7 separate regions of the Homo sapiens genome follow, and all the other regions are linked to region 1. Evidence: chromatin loops called from intact Hi-C (ENCODE). Cell type or tissue: natural killer cell. All regions are shown on one strand.

What was found. A loop is a pair of places that touch in the nucleus more often than their neighbours do. Peaks named below come from ENCODE experiments on the same cell type or tissue, not always from the same donor. Only the 100,000 strongest peaks of a DNase experiment are listed, where the experiment ranks them.
Region 2: it touches region 1 in a loop (2.6-fold over the local background); 15 of 110 quality-filtered maps call a loop at or near these places.
Region 3: it touches region 1 in a loop (21-fold over the local background); 26 of 110 quality-filtered maps call a loop at or near these places.
Region 4: it touches region 1 in a loop (2.3-fold over the local background); 5 of 110 quality-filtered maps call a loop at or near these places.
Region 5: a loop joins it to region 1, with 3 times the contacts of the local background. A loop is called at or near these places in 16 of 110 quality-filtered maps.
Region 6: it touches region 1 in a loop (2.5-fold over the local background); 5 of 110 quality-filtered maps call a loop at or near these places.
Region 7: it touches region 1 in a loop (15-fold over the local background); 86 of 110 quality-filtered maps call a loop at or near these places.

What each region holds. Positions count from the first base shown.
Region 1 is chr7:7,759,287-7,763,286 of GRCh38, forward strand. All of the region lies in intron 2 of UMAD1 (UBAP1-MVB12-associated (UMA) domain containing 1), which reads left to right. Among named protein-coding and RNA genes, the nearest start is that of RPA3, 43 kb to the left of the region's middle. In natural killer cell, CTCF peaks have their summits at 2,183 (motif pointing left) and 2,385; DNase peaks (open chromatin) are centred at 2,195 and 3,165; H3K4me3 peaks cover 1,262 bases; H3K27ac peaks cover 1,993 bases.
Region 2 is chr7:7,422,781-7,426,780 of GRCh38, forward strand. All of the region lies in intron 25 of COL28A1 (collagen type XXVIII alpha 1 chain), which reads right to left. Among named protein-coding and RNA genes, the nearest start is that of COL28A1, 110 kb to the right of the region's middle. In natural killer cell, a CTCF peak has its summit at 1,780 (motif pointing right); a DNase peak (open chromatin) is centred at 1,821; H3K4me3 peaks cover 571 bases; H3K27ac peaks cover 288 bases.
Region 3 is chr7:7,593,259-7,597,258 of GRCh38, forward strand. MIOS (meiosis regulator for oocyte development) reads left to right here. Exons shown (of 13, transcript NM_019005.4): 10 at 1,722-1,874; 11 at 2,999-3,203. Among named protein-coding and RNA genes, the nearest start is that of MIOS, 28 kb to the left of the region's middle. In natural killer cell, CTCF peaks have their summits at 2,350 and 2,549; DNase peaks (open chromatin) are centred at 2,393 and 3,113; H3K27ac peaks cover 188 bases.
Region 4 is chr7:7,865,962-7,869,961 of GRCh38, forward strand. All of the region lies in intron 3 of UMAD1 (UBAP1-MVB12-associated (UMA) domain containing 1), which reads left to right. Among named protein-coding and RNA genes, the nearest start is that of GLCCI1-DT, 100 kb to the right of the region's middle. In natural killer cell, no CTCF peak of the experiment used is centred here; no DNase peak of the experiment used is centred here; H3K27ac peaks cover 1,055 bases.
Region 5 is chr7:8,033,998-8,037,997 of GRCh38, forward strand. All of the region lies in intron 3 of GLCCI1 (glucocorticoid induced 1), which reads left to right. Among named protein-coding and RNA genes, the nearest start is that of GLCCI1, 67 kb to the left of the region's middle. In natural killer cell, CTCF peaks have their summits at 2,117 and 2,320; a DNase peak (open chromatin) is centred at 2,104; H3K27ac peaks cover 524 bases.
Region 6 is chr7:8,124,443-8,128,442 of GRCh38, forward strand. ICA1 (islet cell autoantigen 1) reads right to left here. Exons shown (of 14, transcript NM_001136020.3): 13 at 3,431-3,700. Among named protein-coding and RNA genes, the nearest start is that of ICA1, 140 kb to the right of the region's middle. RefSeq lists an enhancer at 390-1,182 and a silencer at 1,779-1,838. In natural killer cell, no CTCF peak of the experiment used is centred here; DNase peaks (open chromatin) are centred at 1,039 and 1,559; H3K27ac peaks cover 4,000 bases.
Region 7 is chr7:7,679,903-7,683,902 of GRCh38, forward strand. The region is part of intron 4 of RPA3 (replication protein A3); the gene reads right to left. All of the region lies in intron 2 of UMAD1 (UBAP1-MVB12-associated (UMA) domain containing 1), which reads left to right. Among named protein-coding and RNA genes, the nearest start is that of RPA3, 37 kb to the right of the region's middle. In natural killer cell, CTCF peaks have their summits at 1,758 and 1,961; a DNase peak (open chromatin) is centred at 1,779; H3K27ac peaks cover 502 bases.

The sequences.
Region 1 (4,000 bases):
CTGGACTCTACAGGAATTACAACTGCTATTAATTTAGAATAAACATATAAATAATATATTTTAAAGTATGTTGTCTACATGTGCTGGGTCACCTTCATCCGGCATCAGCCTGGACAGAGGACTCAGGCCCTCTACTTGATTCCATAAGAGTCCGGTTACATCGAGCATTTTGCGCCCTCTTTAAACTTGACTGAGAATTTACAAGGCCACGGGGCTTACAGCATTCTATTTTTCTTTTTGCCTTTCTCTCTTTTTTGCTTCGTACATAAATGAAAATCTAATGTAAAATTGTAAATGGGAAAAGTACTATCATGAAGAAAAAAGTACCAGGGAACCTGAAACGAGATTAAAACTGACTGAAAGGATCTAGGAAGGAGTCTTGGAGGAAGGGAAATTTAAGCTGGTCCTTTAGGGATGAAGACCTTAAAGGTGTATGACAATTAGACATGCTTGTAGGGAAGAAGGAGGAATGGAGATGCTTTCCAGGCAGAGGAAAGATATACGAGGGGAAAAAGTATAAGACCATGACATATTCAGGGAACAGTAAGAGAAGTGGCTCAGACTTTCTGGGAGACAGTCTGCCATATTATCCCCCTTCTTCCCTAACTTAGGCAGTGTTAAAACATGGCTGCATATTCTTTGACACTCTCCCATTGAAAAGTTGTGTCGACGCCCCCTCCTCTTGAATCTAGACGAGCTGATGACTGCCTCAGTCAATAGAATATGGCCAAAGAGACCCTGGCTTACAAGGGTCAGTTGCAAAAGGCCATGTGACTTCTGCTTTGTTTTCTGGAACACTTGCTCTTGGAGCCCGGAGCCACCATTTAAGAAGTCCAACCAGCTTGAGGCCATCATGCTGTAGAGGCATGTGTATAGATGATCTGGTTGACGTTCCCAGCTGAACCCAACTTTCTAGCCATTCTACCAAATGTGAGTGAAGTTGTCCTTCAACTGTTTTCTGACTACCAGTACCCTAGAGCAACCTCTAACATCACTACACAGAACAGAAGAAATGCTCAAGCTCTGCCCGAATTTTTGACTCACAGAGCTGTGAGATATAATACAAATAACCATCCTGGCTAACACGGTGAAACCCTGTCTCTACTAAAAATACAAAAAAATACAAAATAATAATAATAATAATAATAATAATAATAATAATAATAATTGTCTTGAGTTATAAGTAGTTTATTATACACCAATAGATAACTGGAATACCAACCAAAGCCAAAGTGAGGGGATTTTTCTTTAGATGCTTGCTGAAGACAATATTAAGTCATCCAAAAACCTCTCCCCAGAATATACTACTGAATGTAATTTAGCACTTATGGCAGGAAGACTGAGTTTGGATAGCATTCAAGGCAGAGGAAATGACATGAACAAAGATAGCAAGGCAGGGAAGGACAGGACATATGTAAGGTAGAGAGTAATTAGGTTCAGCTAGGAGTAGGGCACCTCCTGGGCACAGTGAAAGAATAGACTAAAAGAGAAGGTTAAGGACATGCTATGAAGGGCCTTGAATGTGAGATTGAAGAAAATAACAGTACCACTGAAGATTTTTTGAAAAGTTTTACTAGCAAAACAGCACTTTTGGGAATTTTTTCAAATGCTTGTGGGATGGACTGAAGTATGGAGAAATTAGGGGATCATTTTGGAAGCTATTGCAAGATACTATGTGAATCAGATCTGTGGTAGCTGCAGCCAGAATGAAGGCTGGAAAATAGATAGGAAATACTGTGGGCAGGACCACCACTGACCTGCTTAGTGCATTTTGTGAATTATGAAAAGGTCACCCCAGCTGGGCACGGTGGCTGACGCCTGTAATCCTAGTACTTTGGGAGGCCAAGGTGGGCAGATTGCTTGAGCCCAGGAATTCAAGTTCAGCTCAGACAACACGGTAAAACCCTGTCTCTACAAAATATACAAAAAATTAGCCAATATGGTGGTATGTGCCTGTGGTCCCAGCTACTCGGGAGGCTGATTTAGGAGACTCACCAGAGTCCAGGAGGTCAAGGATACAGTGAGCTGTGATCGTGTCACTGTACTCCATCCTGGGTGATAAAAGTGAGACCTAACTAAAAAAAAAAAAGTACCACTTCTTTAAGACATTTTACTTCCATCTGTTAGAAAATTGTTGTAATATGTTTATTAGAATAAGACACTTGACTGCCATCTGCTGGAAAATTATTAAAGATATGTCTTTGGTTTCAATGCTCCTCTCCTTTTCACATCCTTGTGCAGTACACAAATTTTGTGGGTGCGAGTAATAGGACTTGGTAACGGATCACATTTCTTATTAAAAGGAAAAGGAAGAAATCTCAAGTTTGGATGGTAGGGAGGTTAGTAGTGACATTAATAGAACTAGAACTTATTATTGGGGAATAGATTTATAAGGCAGAATCATTCTTTACATGGAAAGACACTCATCTTATTATTTATTGATCCCAATTGTTTGCATTTACTTAGTAAGAATTTTGATACCTTTTCTTCTAGAATCTCAGCTCTCCCCCCTTGTGACATCTGAGAATGTTGACCAGTTCCTCTTTTGTATTCCATACACCCCTCTCTTCTGTATCTTTTCTTTCTATTCTGAACGTTGCTTCTTATCCGTCTCCTTTGCAGGCCCTTTTCCCTCAGTTTCCATTCTTGTGCTTTTTTATACAGTGGGCGCTCAATAAATGTTTGTTTAATTGAATTGCATTGCTTTTGAAAGATCAGTTGCAGGTTTTTCAGGAGACTGATTCATAGGCAGTTAGGGACTAAGGGCGTGCCAGAATTCAGAAAGTAGAAACCTATCCTAAATACAGTTCCTTGTTTCGGGATGTATTTTTTACACAGTAGGTCACTCTTCCTTGGGGAATATCTGTACTGTTGATCCGTTCATCATTGTTCAGCAGTGGCAACACCAGGAGAACAAATTATTTACATTGGCTGTGTCATATGGGTGTGTCTAATTCGGAGAACTTTCAAACAAAATAATGAAGCTTCCCCAGCTTCTAACTTGGGAAGTATGAAAAGTTACTTAAAAAAAAATCTTGACTCTTGTTTAAGTACATCAGTGACTGATTAAGTCACAACACATTTTAATATTTTCATTCGAGGTTTCTTGCTAACATTCTTACCACCACTACCACTAACCCCACCCCATGTGTGTAAGTTACTTTTCCTTTCATTTTTCGTGGGTCTTGTGTGTTAAGGCAAAGTCAAGAACTTTGCTCTTCTGATAACTTAACATTGATTGTGTGACTGCTTTGTGCAAATTGCTATGGGATGCCTCATGGAAATTACAAAGGTTTCGTTTGCTTCTGCCCTTCAAGAGAGACTTGCTTAGTGGGAGAAGTAGATGCATATGCAACTGCTCCAGGGCAGGCGATGACAAGGATCATAATATAGTGCAGACAGAGACAGGATTCCCTGTCTTAGAGTGATATAAACATCACTCGAAGACTGAGTCACATATATGGACTTGCCATATTTCTTTCCTAAATTGCACACTTAACTCTTCACTTTCCTGGGCTGGATTAGAATTTGTTTTCGTCGAAGGCTTCATGAGTTGAAAGCACATTACATATATGTAAGATTTAATGGATTTAATTTAAAATGCATTGAATAACATTAATTTTAGCAGGTTTGATTGTTTTAAATGCTTTTAAGCCGGCACTCTTAAACGAAAATAGAGAATATCAGAGTGATATTAAATAAACAATGATATAAAACAGGAGTTTTATGTTTATGGAAACCTAGTATTTAGGAAATAAATATCCTGAAATTCTCTAGCCAAATTATATTTTTAAATGTTTTGAGCATAGGATACAAGTTATAAACAGCCTAGTAGGGAAAAATGTATATTACTGTCATAAACATAGGTAGTATTTAAAATATTAAATATGGATAATTGATATTTAATTGAAGTGCTTTTTATTTAATTAAAGCCAATGACATTTTAAAATTATTTCTTTATTAATTTTTCTTCAATTAAATTTTAGCCTGTATTTTAGAT
Region 2 (4,000 bases), 340 kb before region 1:
GTGTCCCCAAGTTCCTGCCGGCTATTACTACCAGCTTACAGTAATAGACGGAAGAGGGAGAAACACGTTACACAACACCATGAGGATATCATCAGCAAATCCGCAAGTACAAATAACACATACACTAACTGCGAGCTAAAAACAAGGGAGGAGTCTACTTTGATTAAGAGAGATTTAAGAGCTATTTCAATCAAATGCAATGTGTGGGCATGATTTGGATCCCAATCCAAACAAACCAATTGCAGCAAATGGGTAAGACAAGCTTGGAAATGTGAATGCTGGATATTTGCTATATTAAGGAATTGTTCATTTGTTTTAGGTTTGATAATAGTATTGTAGTCAAGTTTTTAAAAAGAGTTCTTACATTTGAATGACAAATGCTAAAGCTTTATATGGATGATGTCTGAGGATTGCTTCAGGATAATGTGGTGAGGGGAGGAGTGAAGAATATAGCTAAAACAAGATCAACTATGTGTTGATAATTGTTAAGGAAGTGTGATATGTAAATGAGAGTTCATTTCACTAGTCTTTCCACTTTTGTGCATGCTTAATTTTCATAATTGTTTTAATACAATTTTTAAAAATCCATAAACAATATCCAGCAAAAGTCTCTCCAGTGAACCTGAGATAGTGTTGCTGTAATAGACCCCCTTAATAATAATTCATGATTTTAAAGATATTAAAACTGGGCAAAGGGGAGGAGCACACAGGTAGATTCAACATCATTAGAATTTACATCTGTCGTGTGTATTCTTGGGATGTACCAAATGTTACATAATTTTTTTTTTAACATAGGGATACGGAGAGAAGGCAAGATTTTTTTTTAACAAAGTAGTATGTTTTAAGAAAAAATTTGACACTGTAGTATTTAATTCATGATTTTTTTTGTGTGAGAATGTTAGCTAAAACCTCCCCTCAACTAGTATTAATTACACTAATACCCACACATGGGAAAGCAAGCGGGAAAAGCAGTTAAAATAGGTCCATAGTTTACCTCAGGCCAGCCTTGTCAATGCTCAGTGTTGCTATTCATTCTCTCCTTCACAGTCTCCCTTATTCACGTCCCCCTAACCCTCAACCTTTGGGAGTATCTGAAGGCCAACTGCAGTAGGACAGCTGACCCTGTAGATACCTTACTGTTCTCTCTGTCCCGCAGCCTCAGCCAATGAATTTAAGATGTGTTCCATGTCATCTGTGGTCCTTCAGTGTTCACCTAAAACAAACTGTCCATCCTTATCCATATAATTGTTGACATATAGCTATGTTTCACATATCTAAATAATCTTTTGTATCTTTCAAACTACGGGAAAATAATGACTTATAGCAATGCTTTTGTGAATCTAATAGACTTTAAATCAAGTCTTAACGTTCTGCAGATATTAGAATTGGTCTGTAACACGGCATGAGAGTTGTTCCTCAGTGTATATGTACCATACTTTGATAGATGGGAACATTAGGCATTTAATGATCTGAGAATCCACAGAAGTAGTGTCTCTCCACTATGGTGGGGTCTTTGAAAATGATCTTTTGTGGTTCCATGGGCCGTGTGTCCATGTTAGGCCACCACACCTGGTAAATGTGAGCAAGAGAATTGCGGACAGGTCTTGCTTGGCCATTTGACGGCACTGGTTTTGTCATAAGGCAGCACCGTAGGTACCTAAGAAGTGCGTTGACCTGTGATATTTTCAGATACACAGTTTATTGTCAGTGGATACAGCAATATTCACAAATAAAGGAATTACAACAGGTTGTCGCATAGCTGGACATAGCTTCCCACGCAACAGCTGAGGGTTGTTGGAGCCTGCAGAGGGAGCCCTTGTATTAGGAGATAATGAACAGACGTGCGAGCAAATTCTAGAGTCGCCATTGGTAACAACATCTATCACTTTCCTAAGATGACAGTCTTAGCCTTACCCCTAACCCCTGCACCCACTCTCTCAAAAGAAGAATAACGGACTGTTTAGATGGCATACCACTTCCTCTTGGCCCGCCAAAGGGATTCTAGATGGGAGATACTACTTTCATTTTCACAGGAAACGGCCAAATTCAGGACTGTCTGCAGTATTTGTGCATATGAACTTAACAAATGATTCAGTGAAGACCACCTAGACCATAACCTTGCAGAGTGGATAATTTTAACTCCTTTAAAAATACACATCATCTTATGATGGTTCTAAAACTCACACATTGAAGCTTTCCCTTTTTAAATGAAAGAAGAAAGAGGAGAGCAAACACATTCATTCATTTTCTCATTAGTAAATCTTCACTTTGGTTAATATTAAAACTATTATAATAAATAATAAATAAAAATAATACTTATTAAGTTTATTATGCAGCAGGAAGTTTTCATTCATTATCTTACCTGATCTTATCAACATCAACTTATTCCATTTTACAGATAAGGAAACTGAGCTACAGCAGGATACATGACTTGCCAAAAACCAGGCAGTCTGAAGCAATTCAAACCCAGGTATGACTCCAGAACCCATCTCCCATTTTGATGTGGACTGGGACTAGATGCAAGACGCTAACTTTTCCATAGACTTTCTTCCAGCTGTCATTTAATGCAAAGACCTCGGCTGTTTGGCTGTGAAACTGTAAAAGTCCTTTCCCTACATCGCCAGTCACACCCTCTCAAGGAGAAGAACATCCTGGATTATAAGATTCATCCTGTATTACACAGGTCCCACACGACCTGCACAAGAATCCAGCCCTCTAAGTCTTCCCGTCCCATTTTCCCTCCGTTGCTAATCCTTGGTTTTGCGGTTTACTCCAATGTGTTAATTGACTTCATTCCAGATCTCCTACCTATACCAGTTCTTAATCTCTCTTCTTATCCATCCTACAATGTGTGTGATTTGGCAGCGTGATGCATAAAATGGCTACTACCACTAATTATATTTGAATTTGTTAGGATTCATAAAGATGTTTTACATACATTAGTCTATTAATTTATCATAATAAACCTGTGAAGTAGGCATTATTATCCCAAATCACAGATAAGAATGCTAAGCCTCAGGGAGACTAAACGACTTGCTGAGGTCACACAGCTAATAAGTGGCAAGGTTTCAAGGTGGAGCAGTGACAAGGAAACAACCCATTATACCTTATGAGTTTTCTAAAAATATCAATATAATATTTGAGGAAATAATCAGCCCATTAGATTATTTTCCTCCCCCTTACTCCCCCACACACTAATGAGGCTTTAATCATACTCTCTCCCTTTGTGCCAGCTAAGTTGCTGCCACTCTTTGAGAAGAAGGTGGAAGCAAGATATACTTGTTCCAAAAGTGATTTCATGCTTTTTCTACTTTGGGGACAATAAAAGCAAATTAAATTCACTGTGAAAGAATCAGCCTCTTAAGGATGTTCCAAGGAATGGTACTCTAAAGATTCTGCTAAATGATGAAACTGAGGAATGACTGGGTTTTAAAATAAGGTAGAAGTCAAAGTGATGATAGCAGCTGCCTTATGTTTCTTTCTTTCTGGTTTTTAAATAAAATTAAGATATAACTACTCCAACTACCACAAACATAGGCAGAACTCTGGAATGAATTACATAATTCCACCTATGTCATGTGTTAGGACCTCTAGAATACCTCACTCGTGGTAGCCAGAATGTCAATGGAAGTTTTAGAGGCTTTTTTCTAAGTATATGCACATATTGGCAATGTGTATTGATTATTGAATGACCGTTGTCATATGACTCAGTCATTTCTCAATGACACCCTTTAATATGAATAGGAAGATAGTACCAACTGTCAGCATGATCATCATGGGGATGAGAAAATAATTATACAAATGCTAGAAAACAAACTTCTCAAATTGCTACATTTCCTCTCAAGTATTTTCTCACCTTTAAATTTCAAATTATTTAAAGTATTTTCAATTACTTGAATCAATTTATCTCCTAAAACTTTAATATTCACCCCAAAACAGCTGTATCTCATAGTCCCTGACAATTTTAAAACTTCTTATTTTTTCCTTTTCTCAAAATCAT
Region 3 (4,000 bases), 170 kb before region 1:
GAAATGAAATTGTAAGCTATGTGTTTCACATGTTCTTTTAGCTAAATTTAACTCTGGTAATTAACACTGAATTTAATAGATGAAAGATATGTTGCTTCAGTTTTTGATTGGATGTCTAAAGATTATATTAGCTCTTACAGATTTTTGTTCTTTTTTTTTATAAGTAAGATATACGCCAGGTTCTCTCTGAAATTTCACTTTTCTATTGGCCCTCAAGTAGGACTGAGAAAACTAACCTTCAGATTGATGCCAAAGCATCATTGGAAGTAGAGACTTTCTCTCCTTTCTCCATTATGTAAAGTTAAGGAAGATATCCTGGACAGGGCTGAAAGTCTTCTAAGAAAACCTAAAGCGGCCGGGCACGGTGACTCATGCGTGTAATCCCAGCACTTTGGGAGGCCGAGGTGGGCAGATTACCTGAGGTCAGGAGTTCAAGACCAGCCTGGCCAACATGGTGAAACCCCATCTCTACTAAAAATACAAAAATTAGGTGGTGGCACACCCCTGTAATCCCAGCTACTCAAGCAGGAGAATTGCTTGAGCCCGGGAGGCAGAGGTTGCAGTGAGCCGAGATCGTGCCACTGCGCTCCAGCCTGGCCGACAGAGTGAGACTCTGTCTCCAAAAAAAAAAAAAAAAGAAAAAGAAAAGAAAAAAAGAAAACCTAAAGCAAGCATAGATGAAATGTGGAATGTCACAGCTGCCAGGGAAAATACAACTTTAGGAAAATTATTACTGGCAAGAACTTGAAGATCTTAATGAGAAGAACTCTAAAGTAAATTTAACTAAAACAAGGTGTTGCTTTTAACTGTGGCTACGGGCAAAAGAACTAAGAAGGTATTTGGTTTGGTTTTGCTTTTTCTTGTTCTGTTATTATTTTTAAGGCAAGAAATGTATGTTTTAATTGAAGGCAAGAGTAAGAATAGACAGGTTTAACTTACAGATAAGTAGATATATAAAAGCAGCATCTCAGTTCACCGTGCATTGCTAGATAGGAAGGACCAAGCTAACTGTTAGTTCAGATGTGACTGAGCAATTTTGGTGTGCATTTGGACTTTTTTTTTTTTTTAAATGGAGTCTCATTCTGTCACCCAGACTACAGTGCAACGGCACAATCTCAGCTCACTGCAACTTCCGCCTCCCGGTTCAGGCATCAACCTCCCAAGTAACTAGGATTATAGGCGCCTGCCACCACACCTGGCTAATTTTTGTATTTTTACTAGAGACAGGGTTTCACCATGTTGGCCAGGCTGGTCTCGAACTCCTGACGTCAAGTGATCCGCCTACCTCGGCCTTCCAAAGTGCTGAGATTACAGGCATGAGCCATCACGCCCAGCCTGTATTACATTTGGATTTGATAGTAAACAGAGTTTGTGAACCCAGAGGTTTTTAATTGCTGGGACAAAGGGTATTCGTATCACTGTTTACAACATTCAACCACGAAGTTCTATTTTCTTAAACTTAACTAAAAGGTAGAGAATTAGACTTCCCTGGGCAGGTATGATATATAAAGTACATATTTATGTCATTAGTGGAACCCAGCTTGAGATAAATTAATGGAGCTTCCATAAATTTTCTTTATTCTCATTAGGAGCCAGCTTTTGGCAAAAAAAAAAAAAAAGGCCTATTTCTTCTGTGTTACTCATACTTACATGCTACCCAGAAGTCTCTGGCCTAGCCAGGAGATTTTAAACAATTGAAATAATTCATGTTTTCGTTTTAGGGTTCACCTTTAGATGTTCTTAAAGATGAAAGGGTTCAGTACTGGATTGAGAATTATAGAAATTTATTAGATGCCTGGAGGTTTTGGCATAAACGAGCTGAATTTGATATTCACAGGAGTAAGTTGGATCCCAGTTCCAAGCCTTTAGCACAAGTAAGTACATTGTTTTGGAGAAAATCAAATTGTAACATGTTGATGTTCAATTTAATAAGTTACTATTAGCTCATTATTTTGCTTATATTGAGTTCCCATTGATGTCTTTGTCTTTTGTAGACTGAACTTTGTCCTTGATCTTCCTGTCCTTTGGTTCTGCTTCTTGCTAACAATCATCTCAGTGGCTTGAGCTTTAGTCGCAGATAGAACAAACCACAGCAGGCCTGAAGTTTTCCAGTGTATTTCCAGCCCTTTCAGATTCTAAACTATTACATTATCTTATAAATTCCACTTGTGTATTAAGTTTTTTAGCATTATTTATGTGCAGTAAGGCAGGATTTGGGTTTTTTAGACTTTAGCAGTATTACCTATATCTATATGTTTAATTACACATGGAAATTTTTTTTTAGCATTAGTTTAAAAAATGAGATTGTTGTCACATAAGGTATACCACATTAAATCACTGTGTCTTAGTTCAGATATTAAATATTATGTTATCCTCAATATGAGCACTGGATGGTGCTATTTTCTTATTTTAGGAACTTGAGAAAGTGCTTATGTTAAAACCAGAGTGTTGATAAAATAGCATTACATGGTAGTACATGTTACTAATCTATATGATAAGTGATTAAGAGCCTAGCAATTTACGGTAAAAACAAAATGAACAGCTTCTATTGCTATTATTCTAAAAATTTAACTATTTACCATTATAAGTTTGTTAACTCTCTTTGTCTTAGGAACAGCGTTTTCTTTATAAGAAAATTTTGTTCAGAAGATTATATCACTGAACTGTGGTTTAGAAGTCATATTGGGATATTTTGTAATGGCCCAGTGTGAATTCTGAAGTCATTGTTATTTCTAAAATGTTGGAGTCTAAAGTTTGAGTTCTTCCACCAATTTCAGTGGTATTAGTAAGAATATAATTAAAAAGGAAGTACCCCAAAAATGTAATTGCTAGGTATAAATTTTAAATGAAAGCTAGTCAACCTTAGCAGATCAATTTTGAAATATAAAATAAAGTTTTTTAAAAGTATTTAAAAATAATTTGTTAGGCGCACACTAAGTTATTTAGCATTCCATTATGGTTTGCATTACATTTATTTTTTCTTTCATTTGTTTTGTAGGTTTTTGTGAGTTGCAATTTCTGTGGCAAGTCAATCTCCTACAGCTGTTCAGCTGTGCCTCATCAGGGCAGAGGTTTTAGTCAGTATGGTGTGAGTGGCTCACCAACGAAATCTAAAGTCACAAGTTGTCCTGGCTGTCGAAAACCACTTCCTCGATGTGCGCTTTGTCTCATTAATATGGGAACACCAGTTTCTAGCTGTCCTGGTATGACATAATTTTACAAAATACTTTTATGAACTGAAATGATTCTTACATAATTGAGTTAATGTTGCAAATAAAATACAAACTAGCTAGAGTTATTATTTCTAAGAAAGGGCAGTTTACTAGCTTGAAGGCTTTTATGTTCCTATAATTTATGAACTATGAAAACTAAAAGCAAAATCTATATCTATTGATACTTCAGGTAATTTCACAAGTTCTGACCAATTTAAAGTTTGTGAGAAAAACTTAAATATGAAATAATCTTAATATATTACCATTTTCTTATCACTGTTTCCACTAAGAGGAGTTCGTTCAAATTTGATTATTTAAAAGTCAGTATACCCGCACCTATTAACAGATACTTTGTATTTCTAAGGATCTTTTGACATCATTAAAGCACTTTGACATTTCTTCCTTCATCTTCAAAACCTACCTATAAAATACATGAGAGAAGGGTCAGTTGCAGTGGCTCATGCCTGTAATCCCAGCTCTTTGAGAGGCCAGGGTGGAAGGATTACTTGAGCCTGGGAGTTTGAGACCAGCCTGAGCAAAATAGTGAGACCCCATCTCTATAAAAAATTTTTTTGGCCGGACATGGTGGCTCACGCCTGTAATCCCAACACTTTGGGTGGCCGAGGCTGGCAGATCACAAGGTCAGAAGATCAAGACCATCCTGGCAAACATCGTGAAACCTCGTCTCTACTAAAAATACAAAAAATTAGCCGGGCGTGGTGGCACACACCTGTAGTCCCAGCTGCTTGGGAGGCTGAGGCAGGAGAATTGCTTGAACCCGGGAGGCA
Region 4 (4,000 bases), 110 kb after region 1:
ATTTGGCAAGTCAAGGAATAACTTATCTCATGCTTGAGGAAATGGATGTAGCTGGAGTCACAAACCAGTTTATCTCTGCATTTAATACCATCCATAGTTTATCATGTTGGTGATAACGGGCAAAATGGGTTTGGTAAAATCTTAGAAAAACAAAGAAACAAATGCAGGAATTGAGGGCCAACATCCTAATTCCTAACTTATTTAGAAGAAATGTGAATATAAAATTTATGAAGAGATTTAGATTATTCAGTCATTCAGTAAACATGTATTGATTATCTGTTATGAGCCCCACATTGTGCTGGCTGGGAAGGAAATGGGAATGAAAGCTGTAGTCCCTGGCTTTGAACAGCCCGTAGGTTTGTGGGGGTGACAGGGAATTCTAGTCGAGTGTGATGTGTGCTGTGAGGGAAGTATGCATAAGCTGTTAAGGGAACACAGGGATGGTTACTTGGCCCACGTTTGGGGAGTTAGTTGGGGAAGTCTTTCTAAAAGAGGCTTGTGTGACCTGGAAGGGCAAATTGAAATAGGCAAGATGAAGGGAGTAGAAGAGAGGATGTCTTAACTTAGGTTTAAGTAATTCAATGAGCCAAGGCTCAGAACTAAAGAGAAAGTGTGTGTACACACACATGCATGAATCTACATACATGTCTACTTTTGAGGGAGTGGAAAGCAGTAGGCACCATGAAAAGGTTTGGTTAACAGCGGATAGCTTGGTATGGATGCAGTAAAGAGTTTAGGAATAAGAGTACAAGAAATTGGAGGGGTAAGCAAGGCCAGGTCATGCTTGTGTGTCGTGATAAGGAGTTTGGTCTTTTTTCAAAGGCATTGAGGAATGTTAAGCAAGGAAGAGAATGTGTTTTATATGCTACAAGTGGTAGGGAGAGTGTAGTGTAGGGTAGTAAAGCTGTACATGGGAAACTCTTGCAGCATTCCAGGAAGAAGACCTTAGTATCCTGAATGAAGAGAATGACATGAACCTGAAGAGAAATGGATGAATTAGGGGAGATATTAAAAGCAGAAAAGTCAATAGGACTCAGTGATTTATTGCATGGAGGAAGTGAGAGGGAGGGAAACGTCAAAGATGATACAGGTTTCTGTGCTGGGCAACTATATAGGTTCTCTTCACTGATAGAGAAAATATTGGAAGATTGGAAGAGCATTAAGTTTGAGGTAAGGTTAAGGTAAGGAAGGGACTAAGCTAAGAGCCAGGTTTAAAACATGTTGAGTGTAAGATGTCCTGTGGAATATGCAAAAGGAAATGTATAATAGGAGTTGAACATATGGATCAGGAACTCTAGAGAGAAATCCGAGTTTGAGATTGGTATATGTGCATGTATCTACATACATATTACTTTTGGGGGAGTGGAAGAGTGGAGCAGTAGGCATGCTCCATATCAGATAAGCTCATCCGAAGAAGTGTGTTGAGATTAGGAAGAGTAAAGGAACAGAAATGGAACCCTAAAGAACACCATCACTTGAGAAATAGACAAAAAGAATAAGCAGCTAGACATGTAGAAAACAAAACTAACAAGTGTACCGAAGCCAAGAACTAAAAATTCAGAGTCAGTAGCAGTAAGTGCTACAAAGTGGTCATTTCAGATTAGCACTTCCAAACATTTTCTGAATTTAGCAAGAGAGTGATTATTAGTAACCTTTGTGAAAGCAGACTCAGTAGAGGGGTGCAGGCAGGAGGCAGGTTGCAGTGGGTGAGGGAGGCATGGCAGACAGTGTGTGCCAACAATGGTCTCAGCCTCGCTGTGAAAAAAACATAGAAAGATAGTATGGGAGTTAGGAAGGTGATATTCCAATAGGCAATATAGAGTTGAGTCGAATTTTAAAAAATGGTTAATTGCTTCTAGGAAAGATTAGCAATTAGGAGACTCCCCCTAATTGATGAAGCCATGTCCTTGAAGAGTTTGCACTGGGTGGATCTGCAGCCCTGGAAGCTCTGGGGAAGGGGTTGGATACAAATGCAGATACATTTGTTGGGGGGTAGAGCAGATAGAGGAGATCCTCACTCGGTGGTTGCTGTTTTCTCTGTGAAGTAGGAGGCTGGCCCACCTGCCAGCAGCGAGGAGGAAGCTGGTGATATAGGGCTAGAGGAGAGAAGAGAAAGGGGAAATGTGTGCTGAGAATCATGAGGCGGGAAGGCCTACTGGGAAAATATGAGCTGCCTGGACAGCTTACGGTTGGAGTTTATGAATTTCTATAAAGCAACTTTAAAACAATTTTTAAAAAATCACTGAAACAGCCTTTTGTGTTTTCAAAACCAGTATTAAATAGGATCCTGCATTTAACGCACTATTTCTTGCCTGGTTCCTTTCCTGAAGTGCTTCTCTTTCCTCTTTCCACCGCGCCCCCACTCTAGTTGGCTAGTAGAGAAGATTTTTCCAGCTTCAGACAAACCACTTTTCCAAGAATACATGGAACAGATTACAGAAGCAAGTAACAGCCTGCTTACTTCCCCTTCTGCACTTGTATGTACGTTCAGCTGGAGTTCTGAAAAGAGGAAGTCGGGAGAACATTTTTTTCTTTTTAAAAGAAAGATTGGAGAACCACGGAGCACAAGCAGGTAGAAATATTGAAGGAAAGAGAAAGAAGAGAAAATGGAAAAAATACTGAAAAAAAAAAAATCATGAGCCAGAAGGTAAACCAAAATGATGTCAGAGACTAGGAAAGGAACAGAGAAAATAATCTGCCTTCTAACCTAGCCTCTTAGTTTGCTACTGAAATACAGCGTTCTTGAACTGGAGCCCTCACTTCTAGGCAAAACTAACACCTAGGCCACATGGAGATAGAAATCTTCTGTGAATTCAGCTTCTCCCCCCTAATTTCTGTATCAGTGACAACATATCCTGGGTTTTTATTTCTTTCTTTGACCTAACCTTTCAATTTTAAAATCAAGTCTGAGTGCCTAGAGTATCTGAAAAAGAAGGGGACCAGATCTAGTGCCATTCAAAAACATTTAATGAGCACTTTGTATATATAGGTGCTGTTCTGGGTACTGGGAACTTGGAGAAAAAGAGGAAACAATCTTTGCCGTTGCAATATGATTTCTCCCAAGTGAAAGGAGACTATTGCTTAGGAATTACATAGGTGCAGGACACCAACTCTCAGGCATTTAATAGCTAGACAGACATTTATTAGTGACCAGCTTCTTATAAAAAATAAAAAGCTTGAGTACTGCCTTAACTGTGCCATAGCTTATATCACCTTCTCCTAACCTCTGTCCCCTGATGCTTCTAACTCAGATTTGCCCCTCCACCTCACCCCACAGTAATGCAAGCAGATACCAGCTGAAGCCAGAATAGAATGGATAGTTATCTAGGGAGATAAAGTGACAGTGTTGCTTGTTCAGGCTATTGTTCAAAGAAGCACGTCTTTTATTTATAGACATTAGAATTTAAAGGCATAGACAGCCAGAGCTTGATATTACCTCTTCTTTTTGTAACTTGTTTTCTAGAAATATGCTTGATACAGCTACCTTCTTTGCATGTAAATTGAATGTGTTGGAAGAGTGTTTTATACCTGGTTTCATGTTCTTTTAATAGGTTCTATTGCTGTTTTAGTTAAGGCTGGTTTCTAAATTTTAATGCATCAATATTTTGCTTTTATAGCATACTACTTTATCTCTGTCTGAGGCATAGGTTGCAGAAAAAAGCAGGAGGTTTTAAAAGAAGCCAAATATAGATGACTTTCATATTAATAAAATATTCATAATTTAGTTGGATATAGCTAAGTAGATGAGGTCTCCAATTGTTAGTGCGTCTGCAAAGTTGGCGCCTCCTAATAGACTTCATGGTGGTTACTGGAATTTTGTGCCAGGAAAAATGTAGTTGTCTGTTCTTAAACCTGAATTTCCTTGCTTTCAAACACCCAAGAGCGAGGTTCACAAGGATGCCACTAACCTTCTGTTGCTCTGGGGAAGTGACTTCATTTTTCCAACCCTTTGCTGAAAAGTGTTATATGCCTTGTATTCTTGGAGTGTGTTTTTTCCTAA
Region 5 (4,000 bases), 270 kb after region 1:
AATGTTTCCTGTGAACCTACATTAATATAGTTAGTATAGTATTGGCACACATAAAGATTTATAGGTAAATGGAACAAAATTTGTGAATCTAGAAATAAACCCTTATATTTGTGGTCAGTTTATTTTAGCCAAAGAAGCCAACACAATTTAATTGAAAAAGACAGTCTTTTCAACAATTGGTGCTATAATAATTGAATATTTGTATGTACAAAATACCCTTAAGTCCTAGCTCTCACCATAGAGAAAAATCAGCTTTCAGTGAATCATAATCCTAAATGTAACCTCTAAAATTCTAAAACTTCTAGAATATATTAATTAGACATTCTTAGATACAATCTCAAGAGTAAAAGCCCTAAAAGAAAAAAAGATAATTGGATCTTCAATAAAATTAACACTTATACTTCAAAATACACCACTAAGAGAATAAAAAGACAAGCCACAGACTTGAAGAAATATTAGCAAATCATGTATTTGATAAAGGGCTTCTATGTAGAATATATAAAGAATTCTTACAAATCAATAAGAAGATAAATAATCTACTTTAAAAATTGGTAAGACACTTGAAGTATTTCATCAGAGAAGAGGATGGCTGACAAGAGACATCAGACACCACTTCTCAGAAAGAAGAACCATAGTTACAGGTGAATAATCATAACTTGAATAGAATATCAAGGGGAGAGTGCTGGAGTCCAGTGGAGAACTCACAGGAAGAAGCTAGGACACAGAAAAAGAAGGAAAAAGAGGCTGGCAGAGATTAGCTAGGAAGCCCAAGGGACTTGCTATTTTGTTGAAAGGATAGGTGGAAGTGTTTTGGGCTCCCCTTCCCCTCGCAGCAAACTGCTGGTATTCAAGAGTTCCTCTGCCCTTATGAACCCAAACACTGGTGTGGGTGGTGATTTGGGGACTTACTGAGGGCATTACACCAGACTACCAGCTCATGCTGGGTTGCTTACCCTCCCTGTGGACCCGAGCTGTGATGGCAGGCCCAATATATTTGGGACATGCCTGTTGAAGGACTGAGTCCTGCCCAAGGAACCTCAGGTCCTGCCCTTGTGTCTCGACATCACTGGATCCCATACAGACATTCCCTGGCACTCACTCAGATTGTAGCAGCCACATAGTGCTGGCTGGACCCAGGGGAGCTGCAGGATTCTCAGTGGTCTCTCCCTCAGGGAGTGCTGCTCCTAAGGGAAGGGAAAGTGCAGTGCACAAAAGTGTGTGCTGTCCTTTGCCCGAGAACTCCCCACTTGGCTGAGAGTGACTGCTACTTCCAGTGCAGATGTGGGCACTGTGCTTGGCTCTTCAAGGGAGGAACAGGGTTCCATCCCAGCAGCCAGGTGGCCTCAGTGCTTAAGCACAGATGTGGAGAAGGGATATCTCTCCTCTGCAGCTTGTCCACTGCTGCGAACACAGCCATGGCTGCTCCTATGGGAGGTTGGTACAGGCGTATCACAAGACAGCCATTCTAGGGCAATTAGGTATGGCTGTGTCCGCACTGATAATCTAAAAAATAAGAATTTATTCAAGCTGGGCCCAGGCTTGTGTGAAAGGTGGGGCACCTCCCCCTTATATGTGGAGTTGTTATGTTCCTGCAACAGAAATCAGGAGAACCACAAAGATGTATGTTTTAGGCTGAAGACAGGTTCTACACCAAAGATAGTTTGGCAGTAAGCTGTGAGATGGGCAGATTTCACAGCTCTTGGCTACACTGCAGTGTGGATATAGACAGTGTTGTCTGTCCCGTCAGAGTGTCCCAAGTGCCTAACAGGGGTGTGACAGGGAAGCAAATCATGTTCCTGCCTGCCTAGGTATGGAGCTGAGGCAGTTCCCTCCCCCACATAGAGAGCTTGTCACATTCTACCAGGAGCTCCTCTCACCACCCGCTTCAGGGCTAGTGATTGTGTCCACCATTGGAGTATTGAAGAGCAGGCTTGGTGGTTTAGCTCTACCCAGCTTTGTCCCCATCAGGGGCTGAGCAGAGATCTCAGGCTACTGTGCATTACACAGTCTGGCCAATTTGAAGCAACAGAGAGATCCTTCCAGTAAACAAAGATCAAGCATATACCCATCTGCTTCTGCTGTAGCTGGCCTTTACACATAAGCACCACCTATTGGTCTGTAGGTTAAATTGCACAACCCAATACAAAATCTGCTAACACAAGTGCACAGTTCTGGGGAATGAGATAAACTTCCTGAGACCTCCACCATCCTGGCCCAAGAGGCAGTGAGTTTGTTCACATGCCCAGTACATCACTTCTACAACTAGTATTTGAGAAGCCATCACACAAAGCATGTCTGAAACCAAGTAACTCATAGAAACTTTGCTTTCAGTGGAAAGCACCCAGAATAAAAGCCAAAAGGCCATACACAACATATATTATAGTCTCATCCTTAAGATGGAAAAAAAATCATGTCCAAACAAAAGTAAATTCAAAAATAAGAAGAGAGAGTTTATCCAGATGAGAAGGAACTAGAGAGACAATTCTGGAAGTATGAAAAAACAGAGTATTACAACACCTCCAAAGGATCATACTAACTCTCCAGCAATAGATCCTAATGAAAATGAAATCTTTTAAATACCAGATAAAGAATTCAGAATATTGATACTAAAGTTCAATGATACCCAAGAGAAAGTTCAAAAACAATACAAAGAAATCAGAAAAACAATTTAAGATATAAATGAACAGTTTATTAGGAGATACTTTTTTAAATCCACCAGAACTTTTAGAAATGAAAAATTCATTGAATGAATTACAAAATAGAGTTGAAAGTTTTAACAAGTAGACTAAACCAATGAGAAGAAAGAATGTCAGAGCATGAAGACAGGTCCTGCAAGTTAATCCAGCTAGAAAAAGAAAACAGAATTTTGAAAAATAAAGCCTTTGAGAAGTATGAGATTATGTAAAACCTCCAAACCTTGTCATAGGGAGAAGGTTTCTTCCTGAGGGAGAAGAAAAAGAAAAAAGTTTGGAAAACCTATGTGAGGAGATAATTGAGGAATAATTCTCTCATCTTACTAGAGATTTAGATGTTGAAATAGAAGAGGCTCAAGGAAATCCAAAAGATATATTGCAAGATGACTCGACCAAAATAGTCTTCAGACAAAGTCAGTGTGAAGGAAAGGAATCCTAAAATCAGCAAGAGAAAAGCATCTAATCTCCTGTAAAGGAAACCCCAACAGACTTACAGCAGAATGCTCAGCAGAAACTCTATAAGCCAGAAGAGGTTGGGTGCCTAATTTCAGACTTCTTAAAAGAAAAAGAAAACTGTCAGCCACGAATTTTGTATGCTGGTAAACTCAGCTCGGTAAGTGAAGGGGAAATAGTATTTCCCAGACACGTGAATGCCAAAGGAATTCATCACCACTAGACTGGTCCTACAAGAAATGCTCAAGGGATTTCTAAACATGGAAATGAAAGGTTGACACTCACCATCATAAAAACACATGAAAGGATAAAACTCACAGATCTTATAAAACAGTTCCACAACTGAGACTACAAAGCAACTAGGTAAGTTAACATTATGATAGGAACAAAACCTCACATACCAATATTAATTCTGAACATAAATGGGTTAAATGCTCCACTTAAAAGATACAGCTTGGCAGAATTGATTAAAAAGCAGGATCTAATCATATCTTGCTTACAAGAAATCCACCTAACTGCTAAAGACACGTAAAGACTCAAGGTAAAGGGGTGGAAAAAGACATTCCTTGCAAATGGAAAGAAAACGTGAGCAGGAGTAGTCATACTTACATCAGATAAAACAGATTTTAAATCAACAGGGAAAAAAAGATAAGGTCATTATATAATGATAAAGGGATCAATTCAACAAGAAGATATAGCAATTCTAAATATATATGCACCCAATACTAGGCCACCCAGATTCATAAAGCAGATACTGCTATACTTAAGAAAACAGATAGTAATACAATAATAGTGGATAGGGGACTTCAGCCCCCCACTGACAGCACTAAATGGGTCATCAAGACAGAAAGTCA
Region 6 (4,000 bases), 370 kb after region 1:
ATGAATGCAGTGAAAAAAAAAAAAAAAACTCAAGCTAACATTCATCCTTTCCTCTTTTTTGAGGGGATTGAGGGTCCTAATAGAAGAATAGAAGGCAGAATTTGACATGATCAGTCATGGAAGCATAATGTCCATCCTTCATTTGTAACAAACACGTGTTGAAGGATCCCTGAACTGGGAGCACCTGCTGGGAATCTGTAAGTGTGGCAGAAGCTGAATGGTCTGCTTGTTTCAACCACTTAGGTTTGGCTTTTTTTCCTCCTATCATTTCAGTTCTGTAGGTATTCCATTGGCAGCTGTTTGCATGCAAAGGAAATAGTACAGTAGTTACAAGTTAACTCAACATTTTTTTTTTTTTCAGAGACAGAGTCTCCCTCACTCTGTCACCCAGACTGGAGTGTAGTGGCGTGATCTCAGCTCACTGCAACCTCTACCTCCTGGATTCAAATGATTCTCCTGCCTCAGCCTCCCGAGTAGCTGGACCTACAGGTGCACACCACCACACCCAGCTAATTTTTGTATTTTTAGTAGAGACAGAGTTTCACCATGTTGGCCAGGCTGGTCTCAAACTCCTGACCTCAAGCCATCTGCCCACCTCCGCCTCCTAAAGTGCTGGGATTACAGGTATGAGCCACCTTGCCCGGGTGGTAACTCCTTTAACACTGACCTTGATAGAATCCCAGCAGAGGAAATAAAACTTCTAGCAGACAGAATGACCCTTTTAAATAGGAAATCAGATCATGTTTCTCTTTGGCTCAAGATCCTGTGATGGCTCCCAATTTTACTTGGGCTGAAAAAAGGTCTAAGTTCTTCCAACAGCTATGAGTCCCTGTGTGGCCTGGCCTCCGCCTCTGCATCCTCTGAGCATCCCTCCCCCTTGCTTAGTCAGCTCCAGCCAAGTGTCCTTCCTGAAGACCCTTCACTGTGCCAGGCATATCCTCACCTTAGGGCATTGGCACAGGTTGTTCCCTCTGCCCAGAGCTCCACATGGTTCATTCTCACCTCCTGCAAGTCTCTGCTCAGATCTCATCTTCCCAGTAAGAACCTACTCAGCTCTGCAGCCTGACCTACTACCCTGAGAGCCCCAACACTCCATTATCCCCAGGCTCTACTTTTTCCTTTTCTCCCTAACATCGATCACTTTCTAGCCTACTATGCGATTTGCTTATTATTATGCTTATTATTCACTGCCTGTCTGCATCCTGTTACAATGTGGGCTCCAGGACAGCAGACAGCCTTGTCTGTTTTGTCCTCAGCTGAATTCCCAGTGCCTGGCACACAGTGGGACCCGGTAAATATTTGTTGACTGAATGAGAGACTTGCTAAAGTGCTAGTAGGATGGCAACCTCAAATGAGATGTTGTTGGCCTGAGTAACAAATGGCCTCCCTTTGCAGTTCCTGTTTCTCTTTCCGTAGCATGAGCTTGTGTTTCTCTCTCCCTCCCAGAACACCTCCCTCCTTAGACCTCAGTGTGGTTTGGTGCCTTTCCCGTGTATATGGGGCAAGGCTGAAGTGCAATTCCCCATGGCCGCTGCCCTTGTCACAGCTCTCAGGCATAGTCTGGCAGCCCCACTGTGGGCACTGAGATGAACTTCTCTCACTTTGCCTGCTCAGGAAGTGGGCGAGGAGCTCTGACTTCTTGGCTGTCTGCTGATGTGTGTGCATGGGCTCTTACAATGACTGACACTCAGCCACCCTGGCTAAGCAGCAACACAGTTGCAACCATTCCCTGTGGTTAGTAGGGGCTCTTGTTTCCAAAGCTGAGGATCTGAGTGGGGTTCGTTCTGCAACACTGCTGGGGAGTCCTCAGCAGCCCTAAGATATCACTTGAGGATCTGGGCTCTGCCTCGACTCTCTCAGGGCTTCTTAGCACCTCCACCACAGGTGGGTGGGGATGAAACTCTAGTCAGTTGGCAGCCTTACTCATTTGCAGCTCCCGTGAATGAGGTGGTGAAACCTGGGGTGAAACTCAGGGTGGAGAAACATTTTTGGATTTCATTTATCCCTGCTATCTCTACCTCCATTACTGCAAATAAATGAAATGGCTATGAAATAAGACTCCCAAAGGAAGATAAAAGGAGTCATGTATTTCATTTAAAAAAAAAGACTTTTTTTTTTGTCTTGCCCACCAACTCTTGTGTCCATGATCTCATCTCCAAAGACCTGAGGTTTTAATAGCCCATAATTACTTAATTGTTCCAGCTTTACCGTTTTGTTCTCAGCTTTAAGTGCCAGATAAACATGCTGTTTATTAGGGAGACAGCCTAAATTCATAGAAAAACCAAAACAGTTTGATAATTTCTTAAGTGATTCCTGTTTTACAATTAAAGTCACATGAAAGAAGGAAAAAGTGTTGAAATACTAAAAAATGGTTTCCTTTCAGAAGCCTGTGTGTTTAGAAACTCAAAAATTTAAATTTCAACATGAGTTTCAGGCTTTGCACTGTCAACCAATGTGTTCCAATGCTAGCAATTCTCAGCCAGCACTTGGTTGGTGTACCTTGAACCCTTACTGATGTTGACAACCCCTCCAGCATTTTTTTTTTTTTTTCAGACAGAGTCTCACTCTGTTGCCCAGGCTAGAGTGCAGTGGCACAATCTTGGCTCACTGTAACTTTGCCTCCTGGGTTCAAGCGATTCTCCTGCCTCAGCCTCCTGAGTAACTAGGATTTGGGATTACAGGCATGTGCCATCATGCCTACCTAAGTTTTTTTTTTTTTTGTATTTTTAGTAGAGACAGGCTTCCACCATTGTTGGCCAGGCTGGTCTCAAACTCCTGACCTCAAGTGATCCTCTCACCTCGGCCTCCCAAAGTGCTGGGATTACAGGCATGAGCCACCATGCCTGGCCTGAGAAATTTCTTCTGATCAGTGTGGAAACTCTATTTTTTCTGTGGCTGAGGAGGTAATGTTTGGCCCTGTGTTTCGGGCAGAACCAGAAGAGTGGATCTAGTGGGGGGTCCTCAGGGGAGAGGTGGATCAGGATAGAAAGGGAGCAGAAATGCAAGATAAAACTTAGTGTGCAAAAAGAGTGAAGAAGCCCCGTGCAATGTCAGTCAGCACCCAGGAAGAGGGCATGCTTATGGGAACGTGGTGAACTCAGGGCGGAGTGGCCAAGTCAACGGGGCCTTGACCATGAAAGCAGTTTGATCCTCTCAAGTATGCCACAAGAAGTCTAAAATCAAAGGATGACAATATGATTTAGAACCACTCATCTAACCTTTGATGCTAACACAGGGGAGAATTATGAAAAGGAATGTATTTTAAACCCTGAAACATAAAGTTGGAATGTGATTCTGAGTCTCCAGTTAAAAAGTCAATAAAAATAGAGAAAACATTAAAAAAGACAAAGAAGGAAGAAATATGCTTTTGGATTGAAAACAAAAAGAATGAACAAACAAAAAACCCCATTTCAATCCCCACCTTACCTACCTTGTAGCGAGGCCTGTAAGTCTTTCATATTTTGGTCTAAAAGCTGCGAAGGAAGGAAACCTGAGCCTGTCTGGGCCTTGGGGTCTGGCTCTCCCAGGGCCATAGTGGGCACTGGCTCCTTCACTTGGCCGTCTCCAAACACAGCGGCCCACTCTTTGCTGAACTCGCCCTCTTCCAAGGAGGAAGCATTGAAGATCTCACTCAACAGCAGCAGGTCATCTTTGTCAGCACCTTCAGGTTCCGGGGTCCCTGCCACTGGTCCCAGGCAAGCTGATTGAAGTAACAGAGAACAAAACGTCACCACGGAGGGCTCAAGCCCTCAGGAATCAATGCTGTGGGGGCTGCGAAGGGGGAGACTGGTTGATGGCTAGATTTAAGAAAAATGTCATCAAAATATAAGTTCATCCTATTATTATAGCCTCTCTTAAGAGTTTATAGAATTAAATTTCGAATCCCATGTTCCCTTGTCCCCTGTCCTCCAAAGCAAGTTCAGTTTCTGGGCATCAGACTCTAGGATTTTGGTTTTTCTTTAATATAAAAACAAATTTACCAAAACATTTCTCAGATATG
Region 7 (4,000 bases), 79 kb before region 1:
TGAGTTGTTTGAGTTCCTTATATATACTGATTGTTCATCCATTGTCAGATGAGTAGTTTGCAAATATTTTCTCCCATTCTGTGGGTTGTCTCTTTACTGTTGATTAATCATTTCTTTTGTTGTGCAGAAGCCTTTTAACTTGATGTAATCCCATTTGTCCATTTTTGCTTTGGTTGCCTGTGCTTGTGGGGTATTACTCAAGAAATCTTTGTTCAGATTACTGTCCTGTAGCATTTGCCCAATGCTTTCTTCTAGTAGTTTCGTAGTTTCAGGTCTTAGATTTACGTATTTTATCCATTTTGATTTGATTTTTGTATGTGGCGAGAGATAGGGGTCTAGTTTTATTCTTCTGCATATAGATATCCAGTTTTCCCAGCACCACTGATTCAAGACTTCCTTTTCCCAATGTATATCCTTGGCACCCTTGTTGAAAATGAGTTCATTGTAAATGTGTGAATTTATTCCTGGGTTCTGTATTTGGTTCCATTCGTCCATGTGTCTGTTTTTATGCCGGTACTGTGCTATTTTAGTTACTATAGCTTTTTAGTATAATTTGAAGTCAGGTAGTGTGATTCGTCTAATTTTGTTGTTTTTGCTTAGAACAGTTTTGGCTTCTCTGGGTCTTTTGTGATTCTATATAAATGTTAGGATTATTTTTTCCATTTCTGTGAAGAATGTCTTTGGTATTTTGATAGTGATTGCATTGAATCTGTAGATTGTTTTGGGTAGTATGGACATTTTAACAATACTGATTCTTCCAATCCATAAATTTGGAATATCTTTCCATTTTTTTTTATGTGTGTTCTCTTTGGTTGCTTTCATCAGTATTTTATAATTTTTATTTTAGAGATCTTTCACTTTGGTTATATTTATTCCTAAGTATTTTATTTTACTGGTAGCTTTATAAATGGGATTACTTTCTTGGTTTCTTTTTCAAATTGTTTGCTGTTGGCATATAAAAATGCTATTGATTTTTGTATGTTGATTTTGTATGCCGTAACCTTACTGAATTTATTTATTAGTTCTGATAGTTTTTTTAGTTGCATACACATGTATCATGGTTAGCATATATCCACATAACTTTTTTTGTGGCATCGTGTGCAATACGTACATTACAGAAAAATAAATATATTTTGTTGGTTTGTGTGTTTGTTGATGTCTAAATGATAAAGCTAAGTAAAAACTTATAAACATGATTATATTTGTAGCAACAACTTTTTATCAATATGGACACCACAGAATTTGTTAGATTATCTCCTTATGTGGCCTTTATAACCCATTTCTAGAAAGGTCAGAGTAAATTATGTTGTTTAAGCTATAAATTATCTATTTTTTTCCACTTGAGAATACCTTTTCCCCTAGGCAAGCATTTCTGCTTAACACAAATAGGTTTTAGGTCACAATTATTAGATGGCATTGCAGAGTTGATGGAATCAACACATCATGACTTGAAATTCAGGTCTGGGCAGAGTCTAGACACTTGTTTTGGTAATAGGAATATCTGGGCTGTTCATATACAGTTAGCTCACATTTGGACAGAAAACCTTTCTCCGCATTAAGATTTCGAAAGCTTTTAGCCTCTGTAAAATGTCTAGTGGTGCCGAATAAGAATAAGGGAAAAAAGTTCTTGTAGAAAAACATCCTTTCCCTTGTAACCAGTTCCTATTCACGTAAGAAGGTAATAGCTATTCCTTCATTCAGTAATGAAGTTGAAGTAATCCTCCAGGGTACTCATTTTACACAAAAACAAATTGCAGTTTTCATTTGCATCACTGGGTGGCGATTTTTCATAGCCTTATACTACTATTTAAAAATCCAGCAAGCATGGCACTATTCGTAATTACCAGGGTTTTCTCCTGTTATGACATGTTTAATTGTACTTTTAAGACATTATCTTTAAGTTGATTACAAATTTACTAGTGTAGTGGCAAGCTCATAGTTATTTTAAGTTAGGAAAAGGGATATTGCGTAAATGTTAGGATATAATTCCTTCCAAAACTAAGACAAAAGCATGAATTAGCTTATTATGTTATAGCAAAAAGAAGGAAAAATAACAACAAAAAGTAATAGGATATAAATGAAAAGGAACAATTTAGATATTGTTGTTGGTTCACTAATATTGTTGACCAAATATTGAATATAACTTTGAAGCAGGCAGAATGAAATTGGGCAAACACTATTGTAGAGATTAAAGGAATTGGGTTACAGTACAAGGGAAATGCATCATGGTTTTCAGAATATGCAGGTGCTTCTTCAAGTAGGGCATAAGAACTTCTAGTTTCCATTAAGCTAATTATTTTGTAACACTTGCTGAATTTAGAACCAGAATTTAATAATTCACAGCAGCTTGGATTTCACCTTTTAAAATACTTAAAACACATTGAAATATGTAATTTAGTCTCACCTTCTGTTTTCCAGTCTCAATGATCAGTCAGATATTGAAAATAAGTGAGTTATTTTTAAGATTATCTCCTATGGAATTCCTCATTCTGGGAACCAAACCACATATACATACTTCATTTAAACTATCATATTTTTATATGGAACTTTTAAAGGTAGTCTCTTCATCGCTGTGTTGTTTCCTTTATTTAAAAGTGGAAATTTAGCTGTATACATAAAAATTTACATTCTAAGGAATGAGGGACAGTAAGTCACTTTGATTCTGTCTAGGGTTGAAGGCTTTAATTAAAACAGTGACAAAAACTAAACAGGTTTTCAACATGTGCTTCCTATTTTTATTGCCTGTTCTTACAAAAAATGTATACCAGATCTTTAAAAAATTAGAGTGTTTATGGATTAAAAAGTAACTTACCCTATCGCTGTCTCCTTACCCACGTATCGGGATATCCAGAAAAACTCGATTTACATTTAATTTACTTAGCAGTTTTTGTGTTTTTACTTTTGACCTTTAAATTGCAAAGCAAGTATGCCAGGATTTTTCAACTAACTTCATGATGTAGATGCTTGTTTTTCTATTAAGAAATGTGGAGTTGTGTGTCTAATGGATAGAATTAACAGTATTTTCAGTCACTGTTACCTGATTCTGGTTTACCTGTTAATCTAGCAGCGTTTCAGTTTCAGTTTTTCGGAGGTGAAAAAGTTAGGTTAGGCCATCCCCGTGTGGGGTACACCACCCTTCCTTAACTCCTTGAATGTACAGTGAAAGGCAATTGCATGAAGGAAGAGGAGAGGTGCCAACTGTACTCAGAGGCAGAACTGAGCCTTCTGTTTGGCACAGTTAATTGTGGGAAAGTCATTCATTTTTTTCGGGGACTCAGTGGATTTAGTTGACTCAAACGTAAATTAGGGATCTATCTCTCTGTGATTCTAACCCTTCTGTGCATTAGGGGATACTTAGAAAAAAATACTGGTGCTGGGACCCATTCCTAGATTCTGATTAAAAGGTCCTGGGATTAGGCCCAGGAATTGATTTTTTCCCCCCAGAGTTCTCCAGATGATTCTAGAGTTCATGCAAGGCTGAGAAGCACTACAGTTCACTCTCTAATAATTGTATGTCATCAAATAATGTGTTGAGACACTTTGAAAAAGACTTCATAAAATATAAAGTTACAGTTTCTTTTTTAGTTGAGCCATAAACAAAAAGCAAATAAAACCACAGAATTTCTGGGTAATTACATTTCCTTCAATATATTAAATCATTAAATAGAAAAAGAGCAGAAAGCTTCATACATGATCCTATGAAATGAAATTTGTTTTCTTTTCCTTTTCTTTTTTTTAGACGGAGTTTTTGCTCTTGTTGCCCAGGCTGGAGTGCAGTGGCATGGTCTCTGTTCACTGCAATCTCCGCCTCCTGGGTTCAAGTGATTCTCCTGCCTCAGCCTCCCAAGTAGCTGGGATTACAGGCATGCACCACCACACCTGCCTAATTTTTGTATTTTGGATAGAGACAGGGTTTCACCATGTTGGCCAGGCCGGTCTCAAACTCCTGACCTCAGGTGATCCGCCTGCCTTGGCCTCCCAAACAGCTGGGATTATAGGC